Regions from separate parts of the Mus musculus genome. Here all the other regions are linked to region 2. Evidence: chromatin loops called from intact Hi-C (ENCODE). Cell type or tissue: left cerebral cortex. All regions are shown on one strand.

What was found. A loop is a pair of places that touch in the nucleus more often than their neighbours do. Peaks named below come from ENCODE experiments on the same cell type or tissue, not always from the same donor. Only the 100,000 strongest peaks of a DNase experiment are listed, where the experiment ranks them.
Region 1: it touches region 2 in a loop (2.7-fold over the local background); 7 of 42 quality-filtered maps call a loop at or near these places.
Region 3: a loop joins it to region 2, with 2.2 times the contacts of the local background. A loop is called at or near these places in 2 of 42 quality-filtered maps.
Region 4: it touches region 2 in a loop (2.7-fold over the local background); 9 of 42 quality-filtered maps call a loop at or near these places.
Region 5: it touches region 2 in a loop (8-fold over the local background); 20 of 42 quality-filtered maps call a loop at or near these places.

What each region holds. Positions count from the first base shown.
Region 1 is chr9:103,204,848-103,209,847 of GRCm38, forward strand. Trf (transferrin) reads right to left here. Exons shown (of 17, transcript NM_133977.2): 17 at 4,029-4,231. The coding sequence ends at 4,197. Among named protein-coding and RNA genes, the nearest start is that of Srprb, 5.3 kb to the left of the region's middle. In left cerebral cortex, a CTCF peak has its summit at 3,084 (motif pointing right); a DNase peak (open chromatin) is centred at 3,178; H3K4me3 peaks cover 292 bases.
Region 2 is chr9:103,089,257-103,094,256 of GRCm38, forward strand. It overlaps a transcript of Slco2a1 not described here. Among named protein-coding and RNA genes, the nearest start is that of Rab6b, 20 kb to the right of the region's middle. In left cerebral cortex, a CTCF peak has its summit at 3,076 (motif pointing right); DNase peaks (open chromatin) are centred at 1,467, 3,124, 4,548 and 4,872; H3K4me3 peaks cover 484 bases; H3K27ac peaks cover 408 bases.
Region 3 is chr9:103,142,632-103,147,631 of GRCm38, forward strand. The region is part of intron 2 of Rab6b (RAB6B, member RAS oncogene family); the gene reads left to right. Among named protein-coding and RNA genes, the nearest start is that of Gm51658, 12 kb to the left of the region's middle. In left cerebral cortex, no CTCF peak of the experiment used is centred here; DNase peaks (open chromatin) are centred at 142, 1,980, 2,122, 2,940 and 4 more places; H3K27ac peaks cover 2,657 bases.
Region 4 is chr9:103,011,199-103,016,198 of GRCm38, forward strand. All of the region lies in intron 1 of Slco2a1 (solute carrier organic anion transporter family, member 2a1), which reads left to right. Among named protein-coding and RNA genes, the nearest start is that of Slco2a1, 5.2 kb to the left of the region's middle. In left cerebral cortex, a CTCF peak has its summit at 2,364 (motif pointing right); a DNase peak (open chromatin) is centred at 2,357.
Region 5 is chr9:103,300,131-103,305,130 of GRCm38, forward strand. No RefSeq gene overlaps it. Among named protein-coding and RNA genes, the nearest start is that of Topbp1, 2.7 kb to the right of the region's middle. In left cerebral cortex, a CTCF peak has its summit at 2,746 (motif pointing left); DNase peaks (open chromatin) are centred at 2,740 and 4,997; H3K4me3 peaks cover 608 bases; H3K27ac peaks cover 489 bases.

The DNA of each region.
Region 1 (5,000 bases), 120 kb after region 2:
CAAATTAAGGTGGGAAGCAGGTTTACAGGAAATCACCTGAGTGCTGACTCATTCCTTGTTCGCAGCCCCTCACAGGAGAATGGAATTAATATCAAATATAATTAGCCCCAGGGCTATTCACAACCATCCTTTCTAACAAAAAAAAAGTTGTTGGACGAAAGATTGTTGTCATCATATGTAAAAAGAAAATTGCGTACCTATATGTATACAAACACATACACAAAATAAAAATTAATATTTAAAAAATGACTTGAAGAGACATTTTTTCCCACATGTTGCAAACTATCAGGAGGAATGTGAAGTGTGCTTAATGTCTTTAGCCAGTGAGAAAATGAAAATGGAAACTGCTATGAGATACTACCTGATACTCATTAAGATAGTCACTATTAAAAAAGTCAGAAATATACCAAACAGTGCTGAGAGGAAAGGGAAATCTGTTACACTGTTGGTGGGAATGTAGCTTACTACAGCCATTATGGAAGACAGCATAAAGGTTTCTTAAGTTAAACAAAAAAAGAACGGGTGGTAATGAACCCTGAAATCCTAAGTACTCGGGAGGTGAAGGCAGAAGGGTCAGGAGCTCAAGGGCATCATTGGCTGCACAGCAAGTTCGAGGCCAGTTTGGATAAAATGAGAACGTGTCTTAAAATGCACACACACACAAATACGGATGTTCGCATGCACCATTTGTGGGTTTAGGGACCCACAGAGGTCAGAAGAGGCATTGGATCCTCTGGAAATGGAATTAGAGAGATTTGTAAATATTTTATTTTAATGATGCATGTATGTGTAGGCGTGGGGGGTGTGTGTGTGAGTCTGTACATGTGAGGGTGCAGGCTGTGGGCTCTCATGTGAGTCCTGAGGTTTGTAAATGCTCTCAGATGCTGAGCCGCTTCTCTGGCCCTCCTCGGGTCTTCAATACTTTTTTATAAAAAAAGTATAACTTAAATTTTTAAAAATATTTTGTTTTAATTATGCATGTACGTATGGGCATGTGTGTCTGGATGACTTTGTGCCTGTGAGTGCAGTACCCAGAGAGTCCAAAGGAAGGTGTTGGATCCCATGAGTTTGAATTTCAGGTGGTTGCAATAGTGTAGATGCCAGGATCTGAATCCCCCACACCCTCTACAAAAGTGGCATATGTTCATAAGTGCTGAGTCATCTCTAAATTCTAAGAGCGGCTTGCCTAGTATATGTGAGGCACAGAAAAAAAGTTTTGAGGCAGGCAGTGGTGAAGCACGCCTTTAATCCCAGCACTCGGGAGGCAGAGGCAGATGGATTTCTGAGTTCGAGGCCAGCCTGCTCTACAAAGTGAGTTCCAGGGCAGCCAGGGCTACACAGAGAAACCCTGTCTCGAAAAACCAAAAAAAAGTTGCTGTGTCATCGTACTGTTGATGGGCCCTAGAAAGTCCTGTTATGGATGCTCCCTCTAGGTTTGTCTGTTTGTTCGTTGGCTTTATTTAGTTTGTGATGCTGAGGAGCAAACAGAGCAAGTAATGTCACTGAGCTATTCCTGTAGCCCCTGCCTTTGATTGGTGGAGTTTCTGATTTCTGTAATATTCTAAACTGTAGATCCACAGGTTGTAGTGAAGGGACAATATGAACCCCGTTTGTCCTCATTTTGAGGACCAGGCCTGATTAAAAAAAAAAAAAAAAAAGCCATAAGGCACCAGCTTCGGGAAGAGACTCTAAGTATCAGAAACTAGGCCATAAGACAGCAGCTCTAGGAACAGACCATAAAACCCAGAACAAGATCATAAAAGCCCCTCCCAAAGAACAGCCTGGGATAACCACAAAACGGGGAAATATCTCAGAATGAGCGATCTGTGCTGGACAGCCCTATTTTATGGTTGGACACTCATCCATAGGAATGTAGACCACTGACCACCTGTAACCTCTAGCTCACCTGTAACCCACCAGTGAAATCTTACATTACCTAATCCTTCCAGAGAGTTTCCTGCCCCCTCTAAGAAGGCCTGCATGCCTTTATCTAGGTTCGACATTTCAAAGACTGGTTGACCTCTTCATGCTGGCTGCCTCTGCAGAATAAATGCTCTTTTGTTTTTGCATACTGAGTCTGGGGTCTTCCTTCAGCGGTTTTCAGACCCTTACATAAGGAGGTGTAGATGGAGGATGCTGGAGACTTGGGTCTCAAGTATAAATATGAGTACCCCAAAGTTGTTGGCATTGCTAGAAGGGAATCTGAAAAGAGAGGGGAACGCTGGGTCCAGAGGAGAATTCTTAAGATACCCAGATTGGTAGGATAAGCTCAGGTCATGAGTGAACACAGAGAGATGGGAATCAAAGAGAATGACCATGTCAGAGAGGGAAAACCATCCTAAGAAAGGGAGGGTAGTTGGGCGTGGTGGCGCAAGCCTTTAATCCCAGCACTTGGGAGGCAGAGGCAGATGGATTTCTGAGTTCGAGGCCAGCCTGCTCTACAAAGTGAGTTCCAGGACAGCCAGGGCTACACAGCCTGTCTCGAAAAACAAAACAAAACAAACAAATAAGAAAGGAAGGAAGAAAGAAAGAGAGAGAAAGAGAGAAAGAAAGAGAGAAAGAGAAAGAGAGAGAGAAAGAGAGAGAGGAGAGAAAGAGAAAGAGAGAAAGAGAGAAAGAGAAAGAGAAGAGAGAAAAGAGAAAAGAAAGAAAGAAAGAAAGAAAGAAAGAAAGAAAGAAAGAAAGAAAGAAAGAAAGAAAGAAAAGGAGGGTAGACTCCCTCATGGAAAAGCTGGCGAGTAGCAGCAACTTCTGTCAGGGTGAGACTGTAGAGCCGATGACTAGTCTCTGTTTGTTCAGCCAACTGCTTATTACTAATACATGGGGAGAAGGAGACGTAGAGCCTGAACCTTCCAGGAAAGTTGGCTGAGGAGTGGAGGCATGGGGGTAGAAATTAGACAGGGAATCTGTCTAAAAGTCACTGTCAGTGTTAATGCTGAGCTCTTGAGCCATCCTTCTATAAAGTACTCTTTTTAATGTTCATTTCGTACAAATTAGCCAAGGCCTTGTAGGGTGGAACTTTCTGATTTCCTAGCATGGGCCCTTACTGACTTAGCGGACTGCAAAGCTAGCCTGAATACCTGCCGCCTACAGGACTGTAACACTAGAGGGCGCCATAGACATGCCCGCCCTCCGCAGCTCCTCCCCACCCTCACATCCTATACACCAAAGCTCCCAACACTTCTTCGACCAGCACTCGAAGAGCTTCCCCTCGCCTGCCCATGACGTCTGCCCATGACGTCTAGCTGACTGGTGAGAAAGAACCTCGCCCACGGACTGACAACCAATTGTTTGCAATATTGTCGGGCTCGCAGGGAGATTTTTTTTTTTTTACGCAAAGCTGATTCAGATTTGGTTTTGGACCATGGCTGTTCCATCGCAATGAATTAATACAAGTTCTGTCAACTTTCTCAGTACTCACTAGGGCATCTATTTGTAACAAATTCTTCTTTCTGGCATGTGCACATGTGCACATACGTACGTGTGTGGTCATACAGTTTTTTTGTTTTTTGTTTTTGTTTGTGGGTTTTTTTGTTTTGTTTTGTTTTGTTTTTTGTTTGTATTTTCGAGACAGGGTTTCTCTGTGTAGCCTTGGCTGTCCTGGAACTCACTCTGTAGACCGGGCTCGCTTCGAACTCAGAAATCCTCCTGCCTCCCAAGTGCTGGGATTAAAGGCGTGCGCCACCACGCCCGGCTAAGATTCTTATTTTTGATCTTTTATTTTATGTGTATGTGGTTGTGTGAGCTTATGTGCCTCACATGAATGCAGGATCTTGCGGAGCAAAAGAGGCATCGGATCCCATGGAACTGGAGATACAGACAACTGTGAGCCACCATGTGGTTGCTGGGAATTGAACTCAGGACCTCTGGGAGAGCAGCCTGTGCTCTTAACCTCTGAGCCATCTCTCCAGCCCCAACTACCTGAATCTTGAGCTCAGGAGACAAGGTTCAGTTTATATGATATTTAGTCAGATTGTACAAAGAAATCCTGGTGAAAATATCTAGAAAAGAATGGAGTTTGGGAAATATAAAGTCAGCAGTCGTTTTTATTTTGTGCTCTGTGTATGTGGTAAGGCACAGCAGCGAAGACTACACCAGTTAGCCCCAACCCCTCAGGGCATGAAGACCAAGAGAAGCCCATGGGCCACGGGAGGGAGCATCTGTCTCCACCACAGTGGCAACCCACCTCTTGGATTTTAATGTTTGTGGAAAGTGCAGGCTTCCAGGAGTCCTGGGGAGAGAAGAAAGATATAGGACATTGAGAATACTCTTACTTTTATGAGCTGTTTAGCAGAATGAAAGGAACCTGAATGGGCAATTCAGTATCACATAAATTGTGCCAAGGCTCATTGTTCTGCTAGACTCATGCATGCTGTGCCCCATCCCTCCCATCCCTGCTTCCCTACACAGCTCCTGAGCCTCCCACGGGGAGGGCTCCACACAAGGATAGAGAAGCTGTCATGTGACTTTCCTGCCCTACAGGCATCCCCAACTTTGCTTTTAACCAGTGAGGCTCTGAACTTGAATTCACATAAGGAGAAGCCGCCTAGGAAGGCCCTTCTTCCCTGAGAATGCGAGGCAGATGGTAGCTGGCAGTCCCCAGCAACGTCTGAGCTGGGTCTAAGGATGGAGTGGAGAAAAACAAAGCTAGACTGGTGTTCTCTGGAGCATACAGGTAAGGGAAATATTAACTTGGATTCTGTCACACTAAACCTCAACAATCACATTGCTCACACTAGAATTCCATGTGGCAACTTGTAAAACACATATATAGCATAGCTTGGCACAGTGCAGCACAGTGTAGTATAGTATAGTATATTGTCTCCGACCGTCAGATCTAGGGATTAAACTCAGGTCATCTAGCTTGTGCCACGGGCTCTTTTCCCCACTGAGCCATCTTACCAATCCACATGGGGCAACCTTGAAAGGGCCATCACCCCAGAGCAGCACAGTCTCCGAGGCTGTATCTCCAGCACAATAACTTAAATGAAGGCCAAGAC
Region 2 (5,000 bases):
TCTACATGATGAGTTCCAGGACAGCCAGGGCTACATATTGAGACCTTGTCTTAAAAAAAGAGAAAGAAAGAAAGAGAGAGAGAGAGAGAGAGAGAGAGAAAGAAGGGAGGGAGGGAGGGAAGGAGGAAGGAAAGAAAGAAAGAAAGAGAGAGAAAGAGAGAGAGAGAAAGAAAGAAAAAAAAGGAAGGAAGAAAATGAAAATGAAAAAAGAAAAAGAAAAAAAGAAAGAGAAAAAGAAAGGAGAACTCCAAAATCAAGGAAGCAGCCAGCAGAGAGCTTTCACAGAAAGCCCAGGTCTTTCTGGCTGCCCCAAGCCCCTCTCTTCTTATAAGTCATTCTGAAGTTAGGGCAAGCCTTGGGTAATGAGAAGCCCGCCTCTTTTCCCATTGAAGTTCATTGGCTGGTGAGAAGAAAGAGGAGGGATCTCTTTAGGGTTGTGTAGGTTGGGTGATAGAGGTTGGGAGACCAGGTGATGTCTCAATTATTTACATTCTAGTCAAGCATCCCAAGAACATTGTAACTATTCATCAAACAAAATCCAGTGAGCCCTCTGGGTACCACAAGGTAAAGACCAGACGTGGAGAAAAGGGACAGAGAGGAGAAAACTTGGAGAAGCAGAGCCATGAGATTGAAGCACAGACCTTTGGGGAAATGTCCCATCTGGTAACTGCTTATCATGTTCTCGCTTAAGAAACAAAGCCATGTTGTATTTGCCTTCAACACTTTCAAAGATGGAGAGATGCAGCTAAGCTGGGTCCTGAATTACTGTCAACTTGATAGTAAAATATTGTATTACAGCTTCCCAGAGAGATTGGCAGTGGTATGTGTATGTGTGTGTGTGTGTGTGGGGGGGTAATCCTTGCAAATCCAGAAGAAAAAAAATTCCTATCTTTCCCAGCCACAGGGACTAAACATTGGAGGTAAAAATGTCCATTCCCTGCCAAGAAGGCCAGATTTGCTAACCTTTCATCGGTGATTAAATATGTAAACAGGTCCTGGGCAAGCCCTTGGCAAATCATTAATGAGAGAAAGCCTTCCTCTCGTGACAGGCCCGGCCCATTTATCAACCTCCACACCCATTCCCAGCCCTGTTTGGTGGCCACAGGACACAGGGCTCTCTACCTTGACAAAGTCTCTGCTCCTTAGGCACCTGCTACACTTTGATAACAATAATAAAATGTACATAGTTCGCTACAGTTTGCCAAGCCATGCATTTATTTACTGAACTCCTCAAACCACCCAGAAATAGGCTTGGCTAGGCTTCAGTCACATGACACAACACACCTTTATCTCTTGTTTGCACAAAGCCCGTGGCTTGTTTGGGTGACTCTCCAGGGCAGTGGCTTCCAAGGGTGGCTCAGAATGCCAGCTATTTGGACTTGAGGTACCTCTGTTTCATCAATCCACAATTAATGAGGCAGGAAAGGAAGCTAAGAAGGTCTCGCCATGGGAAGCAAGTGTTTTGGCCAGAAGGCGCATAGTCTTTCTGCTCCCAGGCGCTTGGCCAGAACTAGTCTCACGGCATTATCTAACTGCTGTACAGATGGAGAAATATAATCCTCTGTGCTCAGAGAGGAGAGGAGCAGACTTAGGCAAGTGCTAGAATCTTCCACCATGGGGAGTGATTCTAGGTGAACCAATATGCTCTCTGAGACCCTTCAGTCTTGTCAGGCTGTTGGAAGAGGGATGAATACAGTCAGAGGGAGGAAGCATCCACAGCGGATCCCTAGAGGAGAAAAGATGATATCTCAGCAAAGCCAAGGCTGCCTTAGAGATGGAAAAGTGGAGAGGACAGGCCCAGAAGAGGCAGAGCTGATGGATCAGAGGTTTAGAGATGCAGGGTCAGGAAAAAGGTTCTCTTTAGTTGACAAAGACTTAGGCAAAGGATGAGAAGGCGGAGGAGCTAGGGGGGATGACAGTTGATTGAGCATGCCCCCCAAGGGGCGGGGCTTATCTCGAGGGGAGGAGTCTCACCCAGAGCTTCTTCCTGAATGGTGAGGCCATCAGGACCATCACATCGATAAATGAGGTCCCCTCCGGTTGTCAATCACATTTTATTTGTTTGGTAGCTGGTGTGTGCAAGAACCCGCCATGACACATTTCCTGACCTTGCAGCGTGTATACTTTGACCTAGGGTAGGAACTTGACCAAGTGCTGTGGATTCCATTGGGAAATCAGAGAAGGGACCAGGGCTGGTTTCGAGGGTCAAGAGTGTAGGGAGAGAGGACAGCTAAGTTGTGAACAAAGGTAGAAAGGCGAGCAAACCTGTGCACATTCTGAGAATCCCCTGATCAGGGAACCTGAAGGAGAACAGGAGTAAGGCTAGAAGGGTAGGGTCTAGGCTTAGCGGGGGCCCCTTAGGCGTCCTTCGGGACTGGCTTAGACCAGCCCATTCAAAGCCTGGAGAATGGCCTTAGAGACCAGTCAACCAGTCCCAGAAGGGCGTTCCTACCTCAAAATACAGCCCCGGGTCCCTGAGAGGGAACTGCTACACCCCAGAGACCAGAAGAGCCGTCCTCCTGAGCAGCCCCAGCCAAAGTTGGCTCCACTATATGTCCTCTCTCTCTCTCTCTCTCTCTCTCTCTCTCTCTCTCTCTCTCTCTCCTCCCCGCAGTGTGGGAACTGGAGTCCCAGGGGTGTAATTGAAAGCCAAATGGGGCAGCTTATTTGAACAGGTTTTCTGTTCAGGCTCCTAAACTTCTCTTTGCACTGTGGGTTTCTCAGTACAGCATTTCAAATGTATACAGCCCCTAAACCTTAGAAGTCTCAGGTGGGGCAAGCATTTGACTGAATGTTCTTAACTTTCACAAACACCAGCTTACAGAAGAAAAATGGAGGTGGGAGTGGGGTGGGGTGGGGTGGGGTGGGCCCATACTGGGAAAAGGCATTTGAAACTCCAGAACAGCTCCAGAAGTCGGGAGTGAAGATCAGAGAACGCCAGGCCCTTTGTGCTTTGCGCTTCTAGTGAGATGCAATTATCAGACGGGGAGTTTGGAGTGCAACTGGTCTCGCTTCCAGCAGGGTCCAGACCTTATTCTTGCAGTGGCCGGCGCTCCGGGGCACTGCTGTCGTAGTCTGCCACTAGGCGGCGCCGCTCACCAGCGCCGCAGTGAGGCAGCGCCACAGCGGGATCACCGCATGCAGCTTGGCAGAGAGGGCGTTGCTGAGGCCAGGTTGCTCGCTGCTCAGGGCACCCCTCAAATACACCGCCACCCTCTGACACTTCAGGCTCCCCACCCAAGCATTCTTACAGACCCTGTGGGCACTCCCAGGCCCTGCGAACTGGCATGGGTGGTCACTCTGCTCCAACGTGGGGCCCCTCCCATCCTGGGGCTGTCAGCCTCGCCATGATCTTACAGGCTTAAGTATTCAGTGGCTTCAGGGAACTCAGTCACCTTCCACCTCCGCCTTCTAGGTCTCCGGTATTTACCAGTGTACCCCTTGGGCCTCAGGAACGTGCCTCTGAAAGAAATCTCTCATAATCGCAGGCACTGCCCGTCTTCAGAAAAGGTCTCTGTGCCCCAGTCACCTTCTAGGGCATTCGGAAAAGGACTGAGCTCCCTAGGGCCAGGATAAACAAGACTAACAACACTCTTGCTCCTTGGAAGCAAAGGCAGAAGTAGCCAGGAAAGCTTTAGAAACTGACGCACCCTCCTGACCCCCCAGGGTTGGCTGATCAATTCCAGGTTCAGCAGAGCTTGAAGGAGACCTTGACCGACACCAGCATCCCGATGCAGGGGAAACTGGATTCTCCACCTCTTGCCTTAAGCCTCCCTTCCTTGACTTCTCTATGTCACCCATTAGCATTCCAGCCTTAAGTGATTAGGCCAAAATTTTATAAACAAGATGAAGACATATTTTTAAAGCCCGTTCCTGGCAATGTACGACTAACATCATTTCACCGCTTATCGTTCCGTACATTTTATAAATGTAGATGAGAACACAACCACCGTGGCCATTAAAGTGTAAAACAGTGTAACTCCCAGCAACTAGGTGGATATTGGGTTGAGTACAGTCTCTGCCCATTTTACCACCCTGCCCCCTTGGTATAAGTTAACCTAACTTATTCGAAAGCTCAATGTAAATGGTATTTTGCAATCCATCCTAATGTTTTTGAGATCCATTGCTTGTGCCTGTGGTTATTCTTTTTTTTTTTTTTTTAATTGTTCCGTGACACTCTCTTGGTTGAATATGACACAAATTCTGTATCTATCCATCAGGTTATTTAGTTAGATGTCAGGCCATTTTTTTTTTATTATGATGAATAAAATTACTATGGAGATTCGTGAGTGAGTTTTTTGTGAGTTTCCATTTCTGTTGGAGACATGTCCAGAAGTGAAAAAGCAAAGGGATAGCTCATAGGCTATCAGAGATTAACTCTTTCCAAAGTTGAATGGCTTAGCATCTCACTAGCGATGCAGAAGTCTCTTAGTGTTTCCAAAAGGAGCTCTGTTGAGGTTTACGTGGGGTGCAGTCATATCCACACATTCACAGTCTTCTGTCAACTTGTTTGGATAAATGTATGTGTTTATCCTAGACTGCTGTAGCACCACACATGGGCTCATGTACTTGAATATGTACTTGAACCCCCAGTTTGTGGCACTGTCTGGGGAGAGAGCTCAGCCTTGCTGGAAGAAGTGCCCTGGGGAAGCCAATTTTTTCAGCCTCACCCTACTTCCACATCCCTTTCTTTCTACTTCCGGTTGCCACTGAAATATGATTTCTAAGATTTCTCCTCCAGCTCCCAGTCCTGCCCACCTCCCCCCCAAACAGTAATGGACTCTCCCTAGGAAGAGTGAATCAGGCTTCGTATTCACTGAGCTATTACATCATAAGTGGTTTTGTAATTCATATTTTATACTCTTTCACTGTGGATGACCTGAGACACCTGGAAGATCCCTGGTCGTCATCCTCCTTCGCCTTTTTTTTCTTGTCGGTCCTCACATTACCCTTTCAGGGAGTTGTCTTCAAACTCATCAAGTTTTCTTCTGCACCCTGTA
Region 3 (5,000 bases), 53 kb after region 2:
TGGGTAGCTAAGAATGACAGTGATCTCTGGCTATTTCTGACTACTGCTTGATTTTTTTTTAGCGATCTTCCTGTTTTTCCTATGGCACCGCATTGAGATTCTTAGCAGCAGTGGACAAATTACCTTTGAAATTTTATCTCCCTTCTTCCCACTGTCACCCTCATTGCCTGACGCTTGTCACTCAAATCAGGCTTTACTTGTTCCTGTCACTGTGTGGTGGCTGGCGATGGCCTAGCCTGGACATCAGCTCCTGTCACTGTCCCAGCTCCGCTCGCTCTGCTCTGAAAATTCTTCCAATGCCTGAAGCGTGGCAAATGTTTGCCCTGAGAACAGAGCCCCACCTCTTGCATCAGTTCCCATGAGCCTTTGGCTGTAGCGTGTGATCCTGAAAGCTAGTTGGGCCCCTCAAGTCTAGGGCTACTCCTCTGCCCTTCTGGTTCTCACCTGTGTTTTGGGATGTGCCAAGTCCAGGATCTTCTTGGAGACATCACTGTACAAGGCCTGGCTGAAGATGGTGCCACAGGTACCTACGGGCACAGTAATGGCTGCTTGCCTCAGTTGACTGGTGCCATCAGACTGAGCGCCTCCCAGGACCACTGTCATGGTGAGTCAACGGAGATCACAGAACAGATCCGATGCCGCTCTCCCCATGCGTGGGAGAATTGTCTGACTCGGTTTCTTTACATCACCAGGTGGAAATCCTTTCCTTAAGCCCTTTAGAGCAGTAATTAGGCTGAGAGGCTGGGCTCTGCTTCTCTCCGTCATTCATACACACACACACACACACACACACACACACAAAGACATACACACACACATATACACATACAAAGACATATATATAAACACACAAAGACATATACACACAGACACACAAAGACATACACACACATATACACACAGACACATATATACACTCACATATACACACAAAGACATAAATACACAGATACACAAAGACATACACACACATACATATACACACATAGGTACACACAAAGACATACACAGACACACAGACACACACAAACTCACACACAAAGACATACACACAGATACATACACAGACACACACATACAAACAAAGACATATGCATAAACACAAAGATACACACACACAGACATATATACACAAAGACACACAGATACACAAACACACACACACACACACACACACACACAGACATACACACACACAGACACATGATTGCTTGTTAATCCTCTGGAGATGGAGGAGGACAGACTTTGTTTATTTTCTTTTTCTGAGCATAGCAGCAGAGGTGTATGGGAAATAGATAAGTCCCCAGGGACCCGAGAAGATGAAATGTATTTTCTCTCAGGCTGTCCCACTGCACAGGAGCCGTGCTTGTCACCCTCCCACCAATATCCTGTCTGTCCCAGCAGCAGTACAGCATGGCAGAGTCTAGGCCCACTCAGTCAGCTCCCAGGACAGTGTTCCCTCTCTCTCCTCATGGCTCCAGACCCTGTGCTCCCCTCCCATTCACTCATCCTGACAAAAGACAGCTGTGTGCTGTAGTACATGGCCTGACAGAAGGTAGCAGAAGGCAGCCTGGCCCACCCTCAGCGGGGCACAGAGGGCAGGGCCTATCCTCAGCCACGGCCAGTGCCACCTTGATGTAGAGCTGAGTGTGCAAGAGGCCCCAAAGGGCCACCATGCGGCCCTGAGTATGGTAGGCTGGGGTCCTCAGCTGAACCTCTCAGAAGGTTCTGTTTGTGGCCCTGGTGAGCTGGCACTTCTACAGCCCTGGGGGACCTTTGAGAAGCATGTCTTCGTTCTCTACTTACCTGGCAGTTACACACATACACACACACACACACACACACACACACACCCCTTATTCTCCGCTAACACATGTACTCTAGTCTCTCACCGCCCTGCCTAATCACACCATACAAACTGATTCACTTATACAGTTTTCACTTGGTGGAAAACCAAGTCTCAAGCAGAGGAAATTTTGTCTGTGGTGATTCCTTCATGTAAAACCCCAGCTAAGAGGTAGTATGTTTTGTAATGTGGTAGCATGATGCGGCGGAAGTGGGTGCCTTAGCGGGCCCATGTTGAGGTACCCCCACCAAGGTACCAGCCAGACAATGGGTCTAGTATAAAATGAAGTTTATTTGGGGCATGAGAGGAGGCTGTGGAGAGGGGGTGGAGGCAGAGAAAGAGGACAGAGAAGAACAGAAAGAGAGGAGAGAAAGAAGGGAAGAGGCCAGCAGAGAACATGCAGGGAGAGAGAAAGGAGGAGAGGACAGAAGCGGGAAGAGAGGTCACACAGTCTTTTTATAGCCAGCTGGGCTCATACCTGGCTGTTCCTAGGTAACTGTTGGGCAGAGCCTAGAAGAAATGCTAACGAGGTTTTCTTAAAACTCTATCTAGGGAAAAAAAAAATCTGGGCATATCTTGTAATAAGAGGTGGTTCTTGCTGTGCGCTCCCCCACCCATACCAGCACATACCCAGGAAACCCCTGTGGGCCCTGGGAGGGTCAGCTGTGTGAAGGAGCCCTGCTAAAGGGAGGTGTGGTCCTCTGAAGGTCACTCCTGGCCGAGGCTCTCCAGGGTGCTCTTTCCAGCCTGCAAAGCTGGCAGCTCAGGCCTTAGCGTCTTAGAGAACTGAGAGGTGGTAAGAACTTAACACTGAGGACCCATGGCCCCTCCTGTCATCCACACCAAGTTAGAACAGCACAGATCTAATGGGCTGCCTCAGGGAGAGAGGCGCCCACAGGCCAGGAGGGCTCTTCTCAGAGGACACTTGTGAGATGGGAAGGTGTTTCAGACTCTGAAGGGGGTTCCTAAGAAGCAAATGCTGGTCTTTCTGGCAGGCTCAGATCTCCTGAGATCTCTTGCCGGCAGCTGATCCTCGAGCCATGGCAGTCTGTTCTGCCCTGAGGCTTCCCACACTCAGTCTTGGGGCCGCCGCCACAGCAAATTACCACACACTGAGTAGCTTCAAAGGAACAGGAGTGTATTCTGTCCTCACCTTCCTGGGGGCCTGAGGGTGGAACACATACAAGAGAGCCCTGAGCTTTTGGGGGTTGGGGGGAGGGCATTCTCCTTGCTGTTGGCTTCTAGTGGCCTCAGATGCTCTTTGTCATAGGGCTTCAAGATTTCCATCTGGCCGCCCTCTTCATGAGATCTGAGTAGATAAGGTGGATGGATAGGTGTGGATTCTCATCTGGGCCCTTGAAGTGGACGCAGCATGCATCTGTATGCATCTGTATGCATCTGTATGCATCTGTATGCATCTGCACTCGGGGAGAGGCTCCTAGTCACGTCACCTCACGTGGTGCCTGAAGCCTTGGATTTTTATTTCTGTCTCCTGCCTTGTCCTGATTACGTGCTCTTGCCGTGGCCACAGAGACTTCTCCCTGACACAGTGCGGTAACTGGCCTCTTACCTGACAAGCGATGCTTCCTCTTCAAGGTGAATACATATATGCTTGTACACACATACACTCACATGCAGATACATACATGTGCACACACATACACTCTCACACGTGCCTGTGCACACACACGCACACATACATATGCATACACATGGCACACACCAGCACACACACATTTATGCAGTGCGCACACACACACACACACACATATACGCCAGCCTTTCCTGAATACTGAATAAAGCTTCTGCGTGCACTCGTGCCTCTCTCCGCTGTGGCTGCATCAAATCCTCCTCCTCTCCTATCGGCTCCACTCTTGTCTTCCGGTGGCCTTCCTGCCCACTCCAGCAGCCATCAGTCGCTGGCTTGTCTGGCCCACACACCCTAGGGACCACGTCACTAACACTGTTTTTCACAGGCTCAGACACTACTGGAGGGGAGGGTGAATGGGCAAAGACTTGGTTGACCACAGTGATACTTCTCATGATGTGAGCACCATGACCACCCAGGGACCAGGTAGCAAGGTGTTTTCTGTATTAGTATTATGATGAACAGAGCCAATTACATGTATGCACGTATGTATATGAATATATGTTATTGTACACGTACACACACGATTACAAATTGGACAGCCATTCTTCATAGAGAAGAAAGTAACCACGGGACAGATTGTGACCTTGAAAAGCCAGGTGCCTGCCCTGTGACCTTGGGAGCCAGCATCTCCTCCTCCAGGGCACTAACTGAGCAGCTGTCATTGGCTGGCAGTGACCCGGCCCTACCTGTTCCCAAGAGGCTGTGAGCTCCTCTCTACAAAGCAACCACTTTCTTGGCTGAGTCTTTAAGTTTACCAGGCTCATTTGCATGCTAATTTGCATAACTTTACCCAGATACTTCGGTCTGGTGGTTGGCTGTGCCTGAGAGAACAGCAGAGTCATTGTCAGGGGCTTGTCATGCCCAGCTGCTTTCTGCCATTTACGGATGCTTCTCTCCAGCGCCGGCCGGCCGGGCTCAAAAAGAAGACGCACGCACATACTTGCCTTTTCATTCTCTTCCCCTGAAGAAATAAATGCTGGCGTCAATTTATGCTAATTGCCATGCAGATTTCCTCCGGTAGACTTTATTGCTGTATCTTGTCAGAATGTGGATGCAAATTTATATTTCATAATAAATGCACAGAGCTAAGAAGATTTCAACAAGTGCCGTAGGGAATATCTTGCTCAGAGATCTTCTTGCTCGGATGTGCTGGTGGAAGGTCTGTGCAGAGGAATGCAAGTACGCCACCGTCGACACCCCTGTCGATACTGTGTAATGCCACACTCAAAGGAAGATAACCGTTGGGAGGAAATCTGTGCTTCTTAATATTCTTTGCATGTGTAAAATAAAGTGGCTGCTATTTTTCATAGTCAGTGAGTGCCGTTTGCCAGCGCAAAAGAATAAATTAGCATTGCCAGGTTCGGGGCCACGTATAACAGTAGACTACACCTCCGTTTCCTTCAGAGAAGACATCACGCAATACAGGCAGAGAAGGCACAGCTGTGTGAGGGGATCACGGGGCTTCTAGACTGACAGAGGACTCCCAGGCACATGCCTGTTTGT
Region 4 (5,000 bases), 78 kb before region 2:
GGAGTGTCCCTGTGAATATCAAACCACACTTCAGAGCAGACCCGTATCCCCGGGGTAGCTGGCCAAGATAAAACAAAACCCATTTTTGTTTGTTTGTTTGTTTGTTTGTTTGTTGTGGGCTTTTTGTTTAGCTTGGGCATTTTTAGCTTATTGTTTTGTTTTGTTTTGATTTTTGTGAGATTTATTTATTTATTTATTTATTTATTTATTTATTTTAAAGCCTACAGCACCCTCTGGTCTCCCAGTAGTAACCAAGCCTTACCCTACTTAGCTTCCAAGATCAGACGAGATTGGGTGCATTCAGGGTGGTATGGTCATAGATGAGTGCTGTTTTGTTTTGTTTTGTTTGAAAGAGAGAGAGAAAGCATAAAGTTGAGTGGTTGGTGAGGTGGAGAGGACCTGGGAGGAGTAGGGGGAGAAAAAACATGATCAAACTATAATATTGGACAAAAGTTGTTAAAAATCTTTAAAAATGATTAAAAGATAGATTTTAAAAACTCAAAATAAAAATTAGAAAAAAACTGGGTGTGGTGGTCTTGTAATCTTAGCATCCAGGAGATAAAGGCAGGAGAACTAGAAGCTTAAGTTATCACTGGCTATAGAGTAAGCTGGAGACAGCCTGGGCTACATGAGACCTGTGAAAGAAAGAAAGAAAAAGAGAGAGAGAGAGAGAGAGAGAGAGAGAGAGAGAGAGAGAAAGGAAGAAAGGAAGGAAGGAAGGAAGAGAGAAAAAAGAAACCATTGTCCCATTAGTTCCATGATGCAGTTATTAGTTATCAATGACAGTTAATAATATTAATCACAATGTCCATAATAATAACAAATAATAGCTAACAGTAATTGAGCTCTATGAATGTACAGACCTTGAGGATCTTGCACGCACATCCCATCTGCTTTACAACTCTAGCAGAGGATAACATTACCAACCTCACTGGTAAGGCAATCAATTCTTCATGGACCAGGAAGGGAGGCAGGGAGAAGCAGGAACAGCTATGGCACAAAGTACTGTCCTCATGAGCACTATCGTCTACGCTGGCTCTATAACTGGCGACAACACAGCCATCACTTAACAGTACTTTCTCCAGGACCAGAAGACATTCAGAAGTGGGTACAGAGGGGACCCAGACATGAATCCCCAATGCTGACCCACTCCTGCCTCTTCTCTCTTCACAAGGCTCCATGAAAGAGCCTTGCACCTATTTATTATTATTATTATTATTATCATCATTATTATTATTATTACATGAAACGGTGCTGGAATTAAAGGTGTGAGGCACCACCATGCAGCCAGGGGAATTTTTACATAGCCTGTGTGTGTGTGTGTGTGTGTGTGTGTGTGTGTGTGTGTGTGTGTGTGTGTGTGTAACAAGTTGATGTGCAGCTATGTGGAGGCCAGAGGACAATCTACAGTATCAGCCTTAGGGACAGCTTCCATCTCCTTTGAGAAAGGGTTTTAAATGGCCTGAAGCTCACTGACTATGGTCAACTAAGCCATGGATCCCTAGCCATGGATCCCTAGGGCTCCCCTGTCTCTACCTACTGCTAGGGTCAAACCCACTCTGTGTCTGGGTAATGTCATTCTTACACAGGTACTAAGGCTAGAACCGGGATCCTCCTGCGCATGCGGCAAGCACTTTATAGGTTGGGAAGTGTTTTGCTTCTGGTTTATTTTGTGGTGCTGTTGAATCCCAAGCCATGAGCCATATAAGAGAGCATTCTACCACTGAGTCACCTCCCAGGCCCTGTGGGGTGAAGATTTATATATCTCCTCCTGCAGGAGACCTCTCTCTCTCAAGATTTATTTATTTTGTCTATATGAGTACACCATTGCTCTCTTCAGACACACCAGAAGAGGGCATTGGATCCCATTACAGATGGTTGTGAGCCACCATGTGGTTGCTGAAAATTGAACTCAGGACCTCTGGAAGAGCAGTCAGTGCTCTTAACCATGGAGCCATCTCTCCAGCCCCCAGGAGACATCTCTTGAGGTTTGGTTTGCAAGAAGATTCTTAGGAATCTCAGAACCTGCTCAAACATCACTGTCAATTAGTCTAGTACAGGCCCAGGACTCTAAATTAAAAGCAGGTTCCCTCGGAGACCCTGGGAGGAGGTAGGCTCTGCTCCTGACTTCTCCTGGCAGCCTCAGACTAATCTGAAGCTCCCTAAAGTGAAACACCATCGTGGAGCTAAGTCGAGGTTCTTCTGAGGCCTTTGACCCCCTCAGCCCTAGTGAGGCATCTTGAGTGCCACTTCTTAGTTTCCAAAATCCAGGGCAGCATGCCAACAATCTAATCCATCCCCAGGAAAACACTCCCACTGGACTCCCTGAATCAGAGAAGAGCTAACGGTGGCTCGCCCACCTCCCTCCAGGGGGCGCATTTCCATAGACTTCAGAACAGTGATCTGTTCTCAGGAGGCTGGCTTGGCAAGTTTATCAGAAGGCAGGGAAGGAAGGATGAGGACTAATGAGTTCTCTGGTATTAGAATACTGGGATTCCTCTCTGGGATGATGTTCTAAGCCCTCTATAGCTTTTCATCTCCCAACACAGAACAAATGAGAGCAAGTTAACATTTCTGAGGGTGCAGAGTCCCTTTCATCTGTCCTGATTGTGACAGGACTTTCTCTTTTTCCAAGCTAGGAGACCCAGCCTGGGCTGTTGGGATGAGGGCACGCTTCTCCTATCTTCTCTTGTCTCAGCATGTAATTTGAGACAAACGGTGTTTGTAGGGGAAAGTTAGAGGTCTCTGACCCTCCTCGTTCTCCCCTTCCCACCCTTGAATTGGTTGTAACCACCTTTTTGTCTGTAGAGACACTGGGTGCACAGTGTCTACTATGTGCCCAATCCCAAGGATGGGGAGGGAGGTACCAAGAAGGCAAGGATAGGGAGACTCAGCGCTGTGTAGATAGAGGATAGGGGATAGAGGATTGCTCTCTGTTTATTATTTTTAGACTCTCTAGAGATGGTTTTCTCAAGGAATGCTGTGAAGAAATGAAGAAATGGGGTGTATGAGTTTGCCCTTCTTCATGCTCTACATGGGTCACCATCACTGGGGGCTCTCTCACAGTGGCCCCATGAGAAAGTCACTTGTGTTGCTTAGTTCCAGGCACAGCTTTATTTGTTTAGAGTCTTTTAGAAAATGGTTTTCAGTTTGAAACGATAACAGATTCTCAACAAAGCTGGTCTTAGAGGTCCTGTGTATCCTACACCCACTCACCCTCAGGGTTCCATGCTATATGACAACAGTAATGACGAAGGATATCAAAAAAGCAGGAAATCACCACTGCTATCTCGTGCACGTACAGTCCGGTCCTGTACTGCTTTATCACAGGTAGATTTGTGCAGACACCACCCATCTGAGGATACAGGTGTGTTTCACCACCCACCGCAGAGAAGTGCCTTGTGCCTGCTCGTTGAGAGTCTCATCCTCTGACCACTGTCCCTAACCCCCAGCACTGTCTAGTGTCCATCTCCAGGATTGTATTATTTCAAGGCTGTTACATACAGGGAAGCATGTAACAGGCGACCTTTTGAAAAACCAGCCGTCTTCATGCAGAATAACGTATTTGCGTTCCAGTCCGTCTAAGCTGTGACACAGATCAGGTGCTGGTTCCTTTAACGGCTGAGTACTACGCCAAGGTGTGGATGTGCTGTGCTTCGTTTACACATGTTCACTTATGGAAGAACGTTTGGCTCATTTCCCACTTGGGACTAGTTCAGATAAATCCACAAGAGTGGTGACGTACAGGCTTCTGTGTGGACATAGCTCGTAATTTCTCTAGGGTGAATGCCGTGGAGTGTTGCTGGGTGGTGTGGTTGTTGAACAATGATACTTTTTTTTTAAAAAAAGATTTATTTATTATTATAAATAAGTACACTGTAGCTGACTTCAGACACACCAGAAGAGGGTGTCAGGTCTCATTATGGGTGGTTGCAGAGATTTGAACTCAGGACCTTCCTTCGGAAGAGCAGTCAGTGCTCTTACCCACTGAGCCACCTCACCAGCCCTGAACAATGATACTTTTTTAAAAAGGATCTTCCTAACTCTTTCCTGGAAGGGTCGTCTCACCTTACACGGGTGTCAGCTGCTTAGCAGTTGGTCAGCTTTTGACATTACCACTCTTTTTTTGTAAAAATTCTAATAGACATGCGGCACCACCTCTTTGTGTCTCGTTCATGTTGTCCTTGTGGCTGGAGAGAGGAAGATTGAGCTTCTTTTCATGTGATCATCGCCCCTTCATGTTGTCGTTTTCCTTTAATGTTGTGTAGCTTTAAGAGCTCACTGGGCACTCCAGTTATAAGTCCTTTGTTGGGTTATTTGGTCTGCAGATTTTGTCTTTGAATCTGTAGGTTGGTTTTTTATTTTTTTTAATCATTTAAAATGGTTTTATAGAGAAAATACTTAATTTTGATGAATTCCAATTATTGGTCTGTGTGTGTGTGTGTGTGTGTGTGTGTGTGTGTGTGTGTGTGTGTGTGTATACACCTGCTCACATGTGAGCACACAGTAGTCAAAGGACCTTAGGTGTTGGTCCTCAACATTCACATTGTTTGAGACAGGGTTTCTTGTTTACTGCTATATACAACTCCAGCCTTTGTTTGTTTGTTTGTTTGTTTTTAAGCTCACGGAGGCAGATTACCCACTACTCACTGTGTAGCTCAGGTTGTCCTGGAATTCCTGATCCTCTTGATTTCTATCTCTGAATCGCTGGGGTACTAAGTATGTACTGCCATGTCTGGCTTACATATATCAGCCTTCAGCAGTTTGGGTCCTCCTCTTGGTGCTACATCTAAGAAGGCTTGCTTCACTGAATCATAAATCTATTGCCTTTCGAGTTGTTCTGTGTAGAGGTGAGGACCGGGTCAAAGCCTTGTCTGTTTTTACCTCTAGATGTTCTTGTGCCACGTCTCTTCTCTCCTAACCTGTCTCCGCGCTCTTGTCCAAAGCCAGTTGGCTGTTCTCCTGTAGGTCTCTTGGTTCTTCGTTTAGCTTCACTGCTA
Region 5 (5,000 bases), 210 kb after region 2:
ACACTGTCCCAAGGTATGTGAGAGCAAAGAAACACTTGCTAGTTGGTAACACTGTCTTGAGGTCTGTAAGAGCAAAGAAACACTTGGTAGTTGGTAACCCTGTCCAGAGGTCTGTAAGAGCAAAGAAACACTTGCTAGTTGGTAACACTGTCCAGAGGTCTGTAAGAGCAAAGAAACACTTGCTAGTTGGTAACACTGTCTTGAGGTCTGTAAGAGCAAAGAAACACTTGGTAGTTGGTAACACTGTCTTGAGGTCTGTAAGAGCAAAGAAACACTTGGTAGTTGGTAACCCTGTCCAGAGGTCTGTAAGAGCAAAGAAACACTTGCTAGTTGGTAACACTGTCTTGAGGTCTGTAAGAGCAAAGAAACACTTGCTAGTTGGTAACACTGTCCAGAGGTATGTAAGAGCAAAGAAACACTTGCTAGTTGGTAACACTGTCCCAAGGTATGTAAGAGCAAAGAAACACTTGCTAGTTGGTAACACTGTCCAGAGGTCTGTAAGAGGGATGTGGTGGCTTGAGTGAGAAATACCCCCAAAGTCTTGGGCATTTGAACAATTTGTCTTCAGGTGATGGGGTGCAGGTGCTGGCTAGTTTTAGGTCAAGTTGAGACAAATCAGAGTTGTTAATTGGGAACAAAGAACCTCAATTGAGATAATGCCTTCACCAGATTGGCCTGAGGTCCATGTTCTTCTTGATTGATGATTGATATGGGAGGGCCCAGTTCAATGGGGGTCCCTTGGGAAGGTGGTCCCGGGTGCTACAAGAGAACAGCCTGTGTGAATCATAAGGACTAAGCAGTAAGTGGTGCCTCTCCGTGGCTCCTGCATCAGTTTCTGCCTCCAGGTTCCTGCCTTGAATTCTTGCCCTGACATCCATGAATGGGTTACAAGCTGTAGAATTAAATAAATGTCTCTTCTTCAAGGTGCTTTTGGTCATGGTGTTTAACCACAAAAATAGAAATCCTAAAACATCGGTGCTGTTTTGGGGAGGTTTAGGTAATGCTCTGTTGATGGTCAGATCAACGGAGTCTTTTCCTGAGGCTCTGATGTACGGAGAATGAACCTGCTTGGCAGACCCAGTAATGGCCCTGGGCCAGGGCTTTTGGGTGGGGATCTGTAGCTTCTGTTCTCTTCCCAGCGTGTGGGGCTATGGTTATCAGTCCAAGGCCACTGTGTACCCGGTCTGTAATGTTCTTGAGATACCCCTTGCTCCCCTTGTGCAACACTGTTTGATTACCTTCCTGTTGACTTCGTCCCTTCGTAGGACAGTTTCTGCTGACTTAGTCCCATTTCTTCTCTCAAAATGGTGTCTGAGATGCTGTAGTTGCTTGTCCTAAGACATAGCTCGCATGAGACCTCCCGACCCCAGATTTTCTCTCTATCTTCTTATCTAATGTCCATCTCCCGCTTAGGACCATGTTACTGAAGAATGACTCTCCGACCCAAGTCAGTGCAGTCGCGCTTGGACAAAGCAGATCACTGGGGTTGGAGTTTAAGACTCAAACGAAACGACTTGCCTACTTGCAGTTTGCTCTGCCTTGTGTTTGTAGTTCAAGAGCTGAGGAAGCTGCCAGCTGCTATGCTGCCCCGACCACTGTGGACTCTGACCCTTTGGAGCCATTGTAAGTCTCCTTCAAGTAACAAGACAGTCATCCATGAAAGAAGCATGGACCAGTTGTGATGACTCATTGCTACAATCCAAGCATTTGCTAGGCTGAGATAGGAGGAACAGCACAGGCACTAGGCCAGCCTGGGCTACATAATGAGTTCCAACCCAGCCTGGCCATAGAGTGAAACAGAATCACAGAAAACCAAAGAGGGAGAGAGAAAGAGGGAGGAAAGAGGGAGAGGGAGGGAGAGAGAGAGAGAGAGAGAGAGAGAGAGAGAGAGAGAACGAACGATGTTGGTGGTAAGGATAAAGGTAGAATATTAACTCCAGAATCCTGAAACAACAGACATTGAAGCCATTGTTTCTGGAATGGGAATATATCTCACTTGATGGCGCCTACTCAGCCCAGAAGAGTCCTATACTCCTCCATCTTTCCTCCATATATAGGCTCTCATGGCCATGACTCAAAAGCCTCTTAGGTTTCTCTTCTTTTTAGGACCTAGATACAATTGGCTTTTCTAACAATGTAGCCCCCTACATTTTTTGGCAAGGAAGCCACTTTTTTCTCAGAGTGTCTCCTTACACGATCTACTTAAACACAGCCGGGAACAATCTACATGTGATGTTGGCATTCTACTTTAGAGCCCTCTCCCTGGAACTCACACTGTCGGTAGGCTGTACTTTCCAGCTAGCTGAAGCTATCAGCTTTCATAGCTGCTAGGCCACTTCAAGTTAGCTCTGTAGCAATAGAGGCTGTTTGCTAAGCTCTCTTGTATTTATACATATTCACTTGAAATGCTGGGAATTTAAATATAAAACCCTTTAAGTAAAACAAACGAGCCCTTTTCAACTAAAAAAAGAAAAAAAAAAACATCAAGGTGGGTGATACCTGAGGAATAACAGCTGGGGCTGGCACCTGACTGTCATATACTTGAGCACACATGTGTACCTGCACACATGTGAACATACATAACACACGCCTCAATAAAATGTATGTTGTGGTGGGGCTGCAGAGGTGCGTCAGTGGTGAAGAGAATTTGCTACTCTTCCAGAGGACCCAAGTTTTGTTTCCATGTTAGACAGCTCCCAACTGCCTGTAACTCCAGCTCTGGAGATTTGATGCCACCTCCTGGCTTCTATGGGCATTACATTCATGTGCACAAACACACATAATCAAAGTAAAAATATACTGTGTTAAATGCATAAACATATACCATGGTCATTTATCAGATCGCCTATAGACTGCTCTGAAGGGCATTTTCTTGATTAGTGATTGATGTGGGAGGGCCCAGACCATTGTGGGTGGTGCCACCCCAGGGGAGGTGATCCTAGGTGATCTAAGAAAGCAGGCTTGAGCAAGCAGTGGGTGTAAGCCTGGTTGTCTTTGGCCTCTGCTTTAGTTCTTGCCCTGACTCTCCTCAGTCCTTGGTGACCTATCAAGTATCCTACAGATATGATGACAACTTCAGGACAGAACTGCATTTTAGACATCAACTGTGGCTTCTTTTTCACAGCTCTAATAATTTCTTCAAGGCACTGCAGGGTCTCATGTATCCCAAGATACCTCCTGCTTAGCTAGGATGCAACCAGTGTTATATGGCCCTGAAGATGGAACCCAGGGACTTTTATGCTAGGCAAGTGCTCTACCAACTGAGCTACATCCTCAGACCCTTACCTCCAATACTAAGTATTTCCCTTCTTTTCCCTAGTGGGCATTTACCTCTGCGCCAGTGTTATCGATATCCTGTAAATGAAAAAAGTTAATGATACCTTTAAAGCAGGACCATTATAATCACTACAGTGACCAGCAACCCTAAATATATTGTACTTAAAAGAATAGAGTTTGTGTTGGGCGTGGTGGCATACCTTTAATCTCAGCATTCCGGGAGGCAAAGGCAAGATCTCTTGAGTTCAAGGCCAACCTGTCCTACACAGTGAGTTCCAGGACAGCCAAGGCTATGCAGAAACTCTGTCTCAAAAAATAAAATAAAATAAAATAAAGCTGGGGGTGGCTAATAATTCAGCATTTTATCAATAATTTACCCTTAGCAACTTTTTTTTGTTTTTGTTTGTTTGTTTGTTTGTTTGTTTTTCGAGACAGGGTTTCTCTGTGTAGCCCAGACTGTCCTGGAACTCACTTTGTAGACCAGGCTGGTCTTGAACTCAGAAATCCCGCCTGCCTCTGTCTCTGCCTCCTGAGTGCTGGGATTAAAGGCGTGATCCACCACTGCCCCCGGCTACCCTTAGCAACTTTTAAGAGGTAACATAAGAATGGGGTTTTGGTTAGAACCTAAGAGTTTTCTTACTGTAGATAGGCCAGAATAGTCAGATATTACCTGGGGACAGTGAAAAATGAGAAAGGGCATGAGCTATCAAAGGTGGCAGGATCTAACTGGATTTTTACAAGGAGAACGACCAGTAGTCAGACTACAGGTTTGGCTAAGTAAAGATTCTTTGTCACAAAATGCCGGAAGTACACATCAGAAAAGAAAAAAACCAACTTCTGTAATAAACTGTGCCGGGAAAATTGGATAGCCATACATAAAAGAAGGAAACTAGATCTTAATCTCTCTTGCGTTACACAAATATCAACTCCAAATGGATTAAAGACCTTAATGTCAGAACTGAAATCCTGAAACCAAAATAGTCAAGGGCTTTCTGAATAGGGCCCTAGTTGCTCAGGATATAATACGAACAACGGACAAATGAAATGGGATTGCGTGAAGTTAAAAGGTTGTGCACAGCAAAGAAAAATTAATCAAATGAATAAGCATACAGATGGGAGAAAATCTTTGCCAATTATACACCTGATAGAGGATATCTAGAAATACTTTTTTTTGGGGGGGGGGGGGTGGAGTTTCAAGACAGGTTTCTCTATATAGTCCTGGCTGTCCTGGAACTCACTTTGTAGACCAGGCTGGCAACTCAGAAATCCGCCTGCCTCTGCCTCCCAAGTGCTGGGATTAAAGGTGTGCTCTACCACTGCTCGGCTTAGAAATACATATTTTAAAAGTCTTGAATGTGAATATAACCTAATCAATAATCTAGCGTGCCTTTCATCACCCAGTCTTCTTTCCGTTACTGTTTTTGGCTTTGGTAAGGATTGATTGTTCATCCACTTTGGGGAGTCAGACCTTGACTTTCTTAACATCCTCCCACCCACAAGCCGCTATTAGCTTCATGCGCTGCCCCGGCACCGTCAGGAGAACTCGCCACTGGACCCCCTCGCCCCACTTCTGCACGTTCTGGACTTAAGGCTGATCGGTCCGGCCGCCCGCAGGCCCTCGCCACGAACGATGAGCTGCGCCGCAGCCGAAACTGTTGCCGCAAACCCAGACCCCAGAGCATCTCGGGAAAGCGTGCCCAAGGACCGCCCTCTTCCGACCGCTC